2 separate regions of the Homo sapiens genome follow, and region 1 is linked to region 2. The links are chromatin loops, found by intact Hi-C in ENCODE. Cell type or tissue: PC-9. All regions are shown on one strand. Links, peaks and the distances in the headings refer to the core of each region. The heading gives the core; the rest is flanking DNA.

Region 1 (5,380 bases), core at 210-5,209, 130 kb before region 2:
ACTGCAAACAGTGGAGTGAGCATAGCAGTTCCTCCAACTGTAATGCAGTAAATTATTTAAAATTTTATTCACCAGGATATAGAATTTCCCCCTGTGAGTCTATGAAGCTACAAATGTAACCCCACAGATAGTCAGTCTCCCTGCAAGTATGCGTCAAAGAGGAGTTCTAATATCTGGTGGCAAATCTCAAAGGGAAAGGTGGAAATAACTGAGAGTATCTGGTAGGACGAAGGTGGGACTAAGTAGAATGAATAGTCCTCACTCATTTACTTATCTTTGGTGATTCTCAGCTTGAGATCCCCCATTTCTTCACAGTGATATTGAGGGTGTTCCGAGCTGTCAGGGACTTCTCCTTCAGTTCTTCAAGGCTTAACTTGATTGTGATGTATCCAGGAGTTGATTCCTGTAACTTTTACTGCCGAGGGGGTAGAAACAAGAACAGTGTAAGGTCCCTCCCAACTTGGGCTTAAAGATGGAGAGAGAGAGGAATGAGCCTTCACCAGTACTAAATATCCTGGGTTAAATAAAGGTGGTCCTGTTTCCTAGTGTTGGGCCACCTCCACTAGTTGGTTAATTCCTGTTGGAAGTGAGCTAGGGAGGTTACATGCTTAACCAATTCAAGGTTTCTTGGTCTAATAGGAAGTCATTTGTAAGGAAAGGCTGTCCATACAGCATATCGAAAAGGCTCAAGTCTGACTTTGAAGGGATACTTCCTACCTGTAGTAAAGCTATGGGAAGAAGAGTGACTCAAGGAAGGTGAGTTTCCCTGGACAGTTTTATGAGGTGTCTTTTGATAATGTTGTTTTTTTCTCTACCTTCCCTGAGGACTGGGGCATCCAAGCACAATGGAGATGATACTGTATGCCTCGAGCCTTTGGCCCTCTGGGTGACAGCTGTTTTAAATGAGGGGCTGTTGTCAGTTTTGAGATGCTTAGGTAGGCCAAAGCAGGGAGTTATTTCATTAACTAGAACTTTTATTACCTCAGAGGCTTTTTCTGTACAGCATGGAAATGCTTCTACCCATTAGTGAAAGAAGTCCCACCTTTGCCTTTGGCATGTGGGTGAAGTCTATTTACCAGTCCTGCCCTGGATAGCTCTCTATTCTTTGGGTTTGAGGAGGAAGGAGACGTTTCTTGAGGGAATTATTTTTAAGCCACACTATTTGACTGTTTTTAGTAAGTTATCTCCTGAAAACAATCTCTGGGCACACTGATAAGTTTTATCCTTTCCCAAGTGAAAAGTTTGGTGAAGAATTTTAAGGACTTTCCATTGTCTAGGAGGTGACAAGTGGAGTTTGCCATTCTCTGGCTATAGCCATCCTAAAGGCTGGAAAATGTACCTCCAAGTGGCCCACTCTATCTCTTCAGAGGAGTACTGAGGCTTCATTGCTGTTACGGAGCCTTCCCAGACTAGAGGGGCTTTAAGTGTGTTGATGCCCTGAGGCTTTCTTGCTGCTGACTTGGCTGCCTGATCAGCTAACTTGTTTCCTTCCGCTGTTTCATCTATTTCCTTCTAATGGCCTTTACAATGCATCACTGCTACCTCTCAAGAAAGGAAAACCGAGGATAATAACCTGTTAACTTCCTGATGGTATTTTATAGGGTACCTATTAGCAGTTAGAAAGTGCCTCTCCTTCCAGATGGCAGCATCAGCATGGAGAACTAAGAAAGGATACTTAGAATCAGTGTAAATGTTAGTTACGTTTCCCTTGCTTAATTCAAGTGCTCTTGTAAGAGCTGTCAGCTCAGCTAGTTGAGCGCTTGTGCCTGGAGAGAGGTGCACTTTCCATAACATTATTCAGAGTGACTACTGTGTATCCTGCCTACTCACTCCTTGTTCTACAAAGAAACTCTCATCCATGAAGAGGGTCCAGTCCGGATTTTCTGGGGCAGTCTCCTTGAGATCCTCCCTGGCTGCATAGGTCTGTACCACAATGTGTTCACCGTCATGTTCAGATTCCCCAGTTTCCTTGGGGAGGAAAATGGCTGGATTTGGGTGAGAGCAAGTTCTTAGCTGAACTGCTGACCCTGCTAACAGCAGAGCCTGATATTTAAGGAGCCGGCTGTCTGTTAGCCAAAGGCTTCCCCTAGGGGACAGCAATCCTTCTACATTGTGTGGAGTGTAAACAGTTAAGCCATTTCCCAGGGTTAATTTGGTGGCTTCTGCTACCAGATACATAAAGATTGAGGGCCCTCGTCGGGGAAGGCTGAGGGCTGGTGCCTTAAGTAGGGCTTGCTTTAACTGGTTAAAGCCCTTTGGGGCTTCAGTTTCCCAGGTCAGGAAGTGAGTTTTAGCTGCCTGAGTTTCTTCATGAGCTGACATAGAGGTCGGGCTATCTCACCATACCCAGGTATCCAGTCTGCAATATCATGTAATGCCTAAAAATCCTCTTAGTTGCCTGAGGGTCTTGGGGAGGGGGAAGGAAGAAATGGGCTTAACCCTTTCTTTCTCTAATGCTCTGGTTTCCTCAGACAGCAGTAAACTCAGTTACTTTACTAAAGTCTGGCAAAGCTGGGTCTTAGATTTTGAAACCTTGTATCCTCTGTCAGCTAAGAAATTATGAAGAGCTTCAGTGCCTTCCTGGGAATCTTCCTCACTTGGGGCACAGAACAGAAGATCATCTACATATTGCAAGACCTGGTCTGAGGATGAGACAGTGCCTGTCCAAACAAGTGAGGACTGTCTCGAAATCCCTGAGGCAGCACCATCCAGGTTCACTGGGAAGTTTGGCCAGAGGGATCCTCAAAGGCAAATAGGTATTGAGAGTCAAGATGTAACAGTGTGCAGAAAAAGGCATCCTTTAAATCTAGGACTATAAACCATTCTGTTCCCTCAGGTATTTGGATTACCAAGGTGCAGGGATTAGGAATTATCAGATGAATTGGGACTATGGCTTCATTAATGAGGCAGAGGTCCTGAACTAGTCTCCATTCCCCATTGGATTTTTGCACTCTTAGTATCGGGGTATTTCAAGGACTGTTACAGGGTTTGAGGAGGCTTTGCGTTTTCAGGTTATTATTATGGTTTCTAGCCCTTTCCTAGCCTCTGGCTTTAGGGGATATAGTCTCTGGTTAGGAAAAGAAGTGGGATTTTTAAGGTGGATCTAAACTGGCCTATCAGTTTTAGCTCGACCTATTCTTTCTTGAGCCGCCTACACTTCTGGATTAATATTGGCTTCCATTAGGGGAATACAAAAAGTCTGTCCCAGGGCCATGAGGATGCTAGTCCCTATGCAGGCTAAAATGTCTCTACCTAATAAAGGAATGTGACTTTCAGGCATGATCAAGAAGGCATGTGTAAATAACAAGTCCCCCTGACTACAAGTAAGGGGTTGAGAGAAAAACCGTGTTAGTCTTTCCTATAACACCCACCATGATTGTGCTATGGGAAGAGGGGAGGCCTGGATTGGAGAGGAGAACAGAAAGACTGGCTCCAGTGTCCAGGAGGAGGTCCGCCCTCCTCCCTTCAATTTCCAGAATCACCCAGGGCTTCTGAGCAGTAATGGCAGTTTCTGTAGTTTCCTTCTAATATCAGGAGCTGCCTGGATAATAAACTTGTCCTTTAGAATGAGCTATCCCTCAATTGAATCAGGGGACAAAGAGGTGTGTTTTACTAGTGCCTCTCTCACCCTTTCCATGAGGGCTGAGGGATTCTCATCTGGCTTGTGGTCTATTGTGGACAACTTAGAGTAATTAAGTGGTTTGCCCCTAGTTCTTCTAAGGCCCTCTAACACACACATTAAAAGGCGTTTCCTTTTCCATTAGTCTATGGGGTCACAGGGAGTCCAATCAGGATCGTCAAGAGGTATAGCCTCTCTTCATATTGGGAATGGTTGTTCTGTTATTTCCTCACCTTCTATATCTCCCCTTTTCCTTTTTGGCCTACTATAAGAGATATGTTTTTCATCTCCGAACTTCTCTGCTGCCTGCAGAGTGCCACTTTTTCAGCTGCAGTGAGGGTTTGGCTTAGAAACAGCATAACATCCCTCCACGTGAGGTCAAACACTTGAGTTAAATTTTAGAAGGCCTCTATATTCCTATCAGGGTCATCAGAAAATTGGCCCAAGTCTCCCTTTATTTGCCTAAGGTCCTGTAATGAGAAGGGAACTTGCACCCTAGTGGTGCCCATTCCATCTGGCATTTTTTGTAGGGGTCAGAGTGAAGATGGGGCAGTGGAGAGCTTTGGAGATGGGGGAGCTGGAGGAGCCAGAGGAGCCAATGGCACAGTCACAGGGCATCCTGGATAAGGGGGACAGGAAGAACTGGTGGGGCACTTAGAAGTTGCCTCCAATGGCTCCTTAAAAACTTGCTTTTCTGACTTAGTCTACTCTCTACAGACTTGCCCAATATGGCCATCAAGAGGGCTTAGTCGATTGTGCAATGCTTGCAAAGGTCTGAGTTGTCTCTCAAGGCAAAGAAAGCCTGTACATAGAGGAGCTTGGGCCACTTGCCCTCCCATCTACAAACAAGGTCTAATTGTTGGATAAGATTAAAACCAAGGCTCCTTCAGCTGGCCAGGTCTGTTCATTTCCAAGATAGTAAGAAGGCCACGCCCTTGTGCAAAGGAAAATGAGCCACTTTTTCTTCAAAGTCTCAAGGTCAAAGGAGTTCCAGTGCTTCAGAATGTACTCCAGAGGAGTGCAGGCCAAAGATGGCTTGTTATCCATTTAGAAAAGAGACAAGAGGCATCCCTCAGTCTCCTTGTTCTTTTCAGTGTGACCCAGGGTGGAGGGGAAAGACAGTGGGAGCATCACCCCAACTGTTCTCCCTCCTTGGTTCCTGGGTCCTGGCACTGTAGTGCCACCCATAGTTGCAGGTATGACCCTCAAACCATGGTACCACAGAACTAAGCAATGGGGCTAGTCACACTACTAGCCCATGTGACCTTAGTCCTCTGCTTGGTGATTACCCTTTGACCTCCTAGACTTGTGTGGTCTGCATGACTCCTTGATGGATGGGTCTCGAGAGAGACTATGTAACAATTGCATTTGGGCAAGACCCCTTAATGGAGGGAGTATACTGGATTGAGCTTTATAATCTGCTCTTATGGACCAGATTAGAGAATTTATTCTTAGGTAGTGGTTCCAGTTAACTTCGAGACACAAAATCCCCTTTCTATTTAGATGCCATTCTAGTTGTAGGCAGAATAGGTGTCTTAAGAGAACATAAAGGTCAAATGGTAGCCTTTCTGCTAATGGAGAGAGTATTGAGATTAAAATGTGGTTTTGGAGGACATTTTTCTCCTCACTGCTGAAAGCAGAGTTCTCCCGCTTGCAGAGGGGGCAAAAAGTTTGGTCTCTAGCAGAGGGAAGCAAAACAGAAAAGAACTGGAAAATCTCCCTGTCTGTAGAAAATCACAAAAAGAGCAATCCTTTGATCTG
Region 2 (5,380 bases), core at 58-5,057:
ACGATGTCTTGCCTAATATCCAGCCCTGGGAAGCAGATAACTTCAAAATATGCCATGTCATTTCAACTGTGGTAATAGAAGTCATTTTGCAACTCTTAAAGTCCATAGAATACAAGAAACTGAAGCAGAATTCACTGTGGTTTTAATTCCACATTGCTTTATGGTATGATCTACCTTGGCTACAATACAAAATTTCTAGACAAAATTTTAGATGATACTTTGTTATCACTGCCTCTTAAATCTATTCTTGTCTTTATATACAATAAATTAATTTTAAACTGAAGCCACAGTTTAATCTCTTACTTCTAGAGGAAAGATGCACTTCCTTTTGTTAGGTTGTTTGACTAAAACAACCTAAAAAAAAAAAAAAAAAAAAGCACGTCTTGTGACCAGCCTGGCCAATATGGCAAAACCCCATCTCTACTAAAAATACAAAAATTAGCTGGGTGTGGTGGTGGGCCCCTGTAATCACAGCTACTTGGGAGGCTGAGGCAGGAGAATCGCTTGAACCCGGGAGGCAGAGGTTGCAGTGAGCTGAGATCGGGACACTGCACTCCAGCCTGGGCAACGAGAGTGAAACTCCATCTCAAAAAAAAAAAAAAAAAAAAAAAAAAAGGACCTCATTTTAGATTAGGTTTTCTATACCTCAGCAATATGGATATTTAGGCAGGAAAATATTTTGTTGTGGGAGGCTGTCCTGTGCAATGTGAAATATTTAGCAGCATGTCAGCCTCTGCCCACTAGATGCCAGAAGCATCTCCCCCATCAGGTTGTGACAACTAAAATGTCTTTGGACATTCCCAAATGTCTTCTGGCTGCAGTGGAGTGGTGGTGTGTGCAGCAAAATCGCTCCTACTTGAGTCACTGCTCTAGATTCTGGTCCTATAATGTTATTTTGTGGAGTCATGTGATCCTAATTCCTAGCAGCATTAAAAGGATGTGACTGAGTGGTGAACTGTAATAAACTCAATAGCTTCAACTCTTGAAAAATTTAGAAACAAAAGATAATTTTTAAAAAAGTAAAATTCACAATTATTTTGGCAACCAAGATGGAAAGATGCTTTCATATGAATGACTTGATCTTCAGGCATTTGGTGCTTTACTTGAATATGGCTATGATTATAAAATTTCATTAGCATGCTGCCTTCAATGCTTGGTGTTCACTGAATAATTACTTACCACTGGGGGTGTTTTACCTGGTGATTCTAGCTGGTAATGTGCTACCCAGGCTTTCATTGCTATTATATGTGTATCATATTAGCTTTTACTTTCTTTTTTACACAAAAGACCTGCATGAATCCCACACTGTAAGAATTAGCTTTCCTTTTTACACAGTGAATGTACTGAGACCCCCTGTTGGTACAAATAGGCCTAGAATGGAACATAATTTGGCATTATGTTAAGTGCTGCCATTTCCAGGATGGTATAAATCCTGCATTTAGGAGGGCTTCTTTCTCAATGAGAAAGTGGCACAAATGTTTACCTTCCAGCAGGTATTTTTTCACATTCATTGATTCAGGATTTACTGGGCACTATAGTGCATACGGCGCCAACATACTACCTTCCCTCAAATTATTTACACTTTAGACAGACTAGAAAAATGACTTAATTGTGTGGGAAGGTAAATTACAAAGCAGAACAATGATATGAGAGTGGCTGAGAGATTATATGCAAAGAATTTTTAATAGGGTGCTCTATGCACCATAGTATTCTCAAGATAAAATCTAGAGGGGAGAGAGATCACTGCCGGATCTTAGATTACCATGTATATTTTCATCTAGATCATTTTGAAAGATGAATAGGAGAAGGAAGAGCTTTTCAAAAGGGTAAAATGGTATGGGCAAAGCACAAAAGAAGCAATCCAATTGCGTATTTGTGGGGGATGATATGTAGACCATTCCGATTTGCATCGATATTTTGTGTATGGAGTAGAGAGGTTAATTAGAACAAGGTTAGAGAAGGTTTTACAATTTTGGTTTCATTTTTTCTTTAGGAAAAAGGGGAACACTTTTGATGCTTTTAAACGAGGAGGATAACTTAAATAAAGCAGTGTTTGAGGAAAATGGATCTGATAGTAGTACTTAGTGAGGACAATGAAATGATACAGCCATGGCAAGATCTTTGTATCTCATGTCAACACCAACCAGAGAGCACCCATGATGGAAGAAGCACTGAACAACCAAGAGAACGAATGGCTCAGCCAGTTGACCCTACCAGCCTGGGTGATTGGCCACACCAGCACTGGCCCAGTGGGCACAGAAACAGTGACCTTGTTGGCAGAGATGGAGACCATATATATAAAGTCCAACAGCACAGGTCCCCCCTAACTATAGCAGTCCCCCTTTATCTGTGAGGGCTATGTTCCAAGACCCCCAGTGGATACCTATAACTGTGAATAGTACTGAACCCTGTATATACTCTGTTTTTTTCATATACACATGTATCTATGATAAAGATTTGTCTATAAATTAGGCACAGTAAGATATTAAAAACAGCACTAAGAAAATAGAATAATTATAACAATATACTGTAAGGAAAGTTATGTGAATGTGGTCTCCCTCTCTCTGTACCACAGGCCACGAAGACCCTGGAAAGCAAACTTGCACTTAAGGGACAACTGCTGCACATCTGATCTAGCCATTGCCGCTGCCAAAAGTCCCAACTGCCTACAATGGTAACTGATGGGGAGGACCTTGGTCTTCAGAAGATGAAGCAGCCACCTGGTGGCAAGTGGGCATCATTGCTCTTTTTCTACCCTGAGGAGAAACAATTAATTTTGATGGAAATATGTTACATTTTTCAGCTCCAGGTTTGCCTTTCCTACTTTTGGGGCTTTAGCCAAAACCCATATTCAAGGGCTGACATGCGTCTGATCCATTGATATGGTAACCCATGCAACATCACATCAGAGAGCCTACTTAACAGGAAAGGAGGTTTACCAATGAAAATATGAACCAAAAGGTCTACAGGTTCTGTCACATACTATACCACCCGGGACCTGCAGGGATTATAGAGCAATGGCATAGTTCATGGGAGGCTCAACTGAAGCACAAGCCCGATATGATGCACTGCAAGATGAGCTGCCATCCTCCAGGATGCAATATGCAAGTTAAATCAAGGACTAGTGTGTGGTGCTGTGTCTTCAGTTGTTAGAATACATGGGTCTGGGAGCTAAGGGGCAGAAGTAAGCATTCTCCTGCTAACTATCATCTGTACTTTCTAGCGCCACAATCATGGCTTCTGCAGATTTAGAGATCCTGGTTCCCAGAGAGGGAAAAGCTTCTAAAAGAGTTACATGAAAAGTTGCCAGCTTTAAAGAGCATTCATCATCCTGGCAGAAATAATACACCCAGATTATCAGGAGGAAGTCGTGGTGTCATTACACAGTGGGGGAATGGAGGCATCTCTTTGACATCTAGCTATCCACTTGGTTGTCTCTTGGTACTCTCTTGCCCAGTTTTCAGTGTAAATGGGTATAATAGTCATTGCCTGAGAAAGAACTGGTGGCCAGAGGCTGAGAGCCTGCAAGGATGAGGATTTGGCTCATGCCCATCAGGTGAGCCACCTAGTCCAGCAGTGGCACCAGCTGAAGGCAAGCAGGATCTAGAATGGATAGCAGGGAAAGGAAAAGATGAGTAATAGTCGTGAGACTCTGTGCGCGCTAGAGTTCATCCCACAAACCTCCCCGTTCTGTTTCTTCCCAAGAAAAGAGGACTATCAGAATCCTGGAGGAGCTGTTTCCTGAACTTACATGAAGTGGATCTGAGTGACCAAAGAGTAAATGGCATTAGATGCTGTGATGCACTGTCCAGTTCCCCTTTCAGAACCGAAGGACTTACTCTCCCAGCTGCTGGGAATGATGCCTGCTGATAATGATCAATTATTGACCTTCTCCTGTTAACTTACCTCAACAACTCCCTTCCCCAGGGCAGCCTGAATCCAACCCATGGTTGATGTGGAAGTGGGGGCTGGGGAGAGGATTATACAAGTTTGCTGTCTCAGTCATCCCTGAGAAGCCTGAGGAGAAAAAAGTTTGATGTCTTTGTCTCAACTCAGGAAGTCTCTGAAGGGTGATTCCAGCTGTAGAGTTCCTTATTACAAGTGTACATCAGTAAAACTTTTTCCTCTGCAAATACAGCTTCCTCTCCTTCCCTTCTCATCCCAAAAGTTGATTCTAGGAATATGTATGAAGTTGTAATACACTTCTTGAGCACTATTCTACATCTCAGAGTTCACCTCCTGGGAAGCCAGCTATGACAGTTACATTCTACTTCTCTACTACTCTGTTTGCCTTTATTATAATCTGCATAAATTTTTACAATAGCCCTTTTATTTCCCTCCCCTACCCCCATTCAGGCTTTAAAATAGGCCACATATCTAATGAAATTATACTGCTGTCACATTTCATTTCTCTAAAGATAGCTTTAGCACAGTCGCCTAGAAAATTGGTGAAAGACTGTTCACTTTTACACATTTAACTGTGAAATCAGGTGATGATTTACATAACAGTAGGTCTCCTACTTTTAGAAGCTTTGGAATTGATTAGATAGTAACTTTTCACTCAAATTTAGCCACAAGTTGTAGGCAGTGACTGATGAGGTGAAAATGTAGATAATTCTCTCACTGTTTTCTTTCTTTTGTAATATTTGTAATATAATTTCTCCTCAATTATTGATCCAGCATCATATTTTCCTCCATAAAACACATCTATCCCCTCAATTGCATAGGCTTAACATGGTTTTTCTTTGTGTTTTTATATGTGTTTCTTCTCCTGAATTCCAGAGTAGCTATATTTGAAAGAAGACAGAGTCATATAAATATTGAGTGTATTTTGTATATGAAATCGCTGTTACTGATGAAATATACAGAGAGAAAGATAACACAGCTTTTCACATTGAAAGTACAAATAAAAATTAGGAAGGAATGAGTTGTTTTACTATTTCTATCTCATACTCTCATAGACATAAAAATTATAATTTTTTGCAGACATTACCATATTAGGTAAATAAATTTTCTTCATTGCATTCCTTTAACAGCCAATTTGCAAAATCAGAAATAAAAAACCTACTATTATGAATGAGCATACACAAGAAGTCTTTGACTTTGTTTTCTATTTTTACTTCATCTTAAGGCATGTTTCCATGTGCCAGTTTTAATTTCTTTTTTTAAGCACACATAGAAATAAGCTGAAGCTAATAATCTCAGCTTATAAAGCAGATAAGTAGTCAAGACAAAATGTCTACGGCTAATAGAACAAGAAATATAAATTAAACAGATTTTACAATTTTCCAGCTATTATCGTATTTGGAAAAGGTGGAGGGAAGGTGAGACATCTTATAAGTGAAAAAAAACCCATTTATTTTATTAGGATGCTACTAAA

The links. Hi-C counts contacts between places; a loop is a spot of excess contacts. Peaks named below come from ENCODE experiments on the same cell type or tissue, not always from the same donor. Only the 100,000 strongest peaks of a DNase experiment are listed, where the experiment ranks them.
Region 1: a loop joins it to region 2, with 2.1 times the contacts of the local background. A loop is called at or near these places in 2 of 110 quality-filtered maps.

Annotation. Positions count from the first base shown.
Region 1 is chr4:163,172,912-163,178,291 of GRCh38, reverse strand. LOC105377517 (a long non-coding RNA gene) reads right to left here. Exons shown (of 3, transcript XR_939414.2): 2 at 271-415. Among named protein-coding and RNA genes, the nearest start is that of NAF1, 8.7 kb to the right of the region's middle. In PC-9, for the core only: no CTCF peak of the experiment used is centred there; no DNase peak of the experiment used is centred there.
Region 2 is chr4:163,045,985-163,051,364 of GRCh38, reverse strand. No RefSeq gene overlaps it. Among named protein-coding and RNA genes, the nearest start is that of MIR4454, 45 kb to the left of the region's middle. In PC-9, for the core only: a CTCF peak has its summit at 2,724 (motif pointing left); no DNase peak of the experiment used is centred there.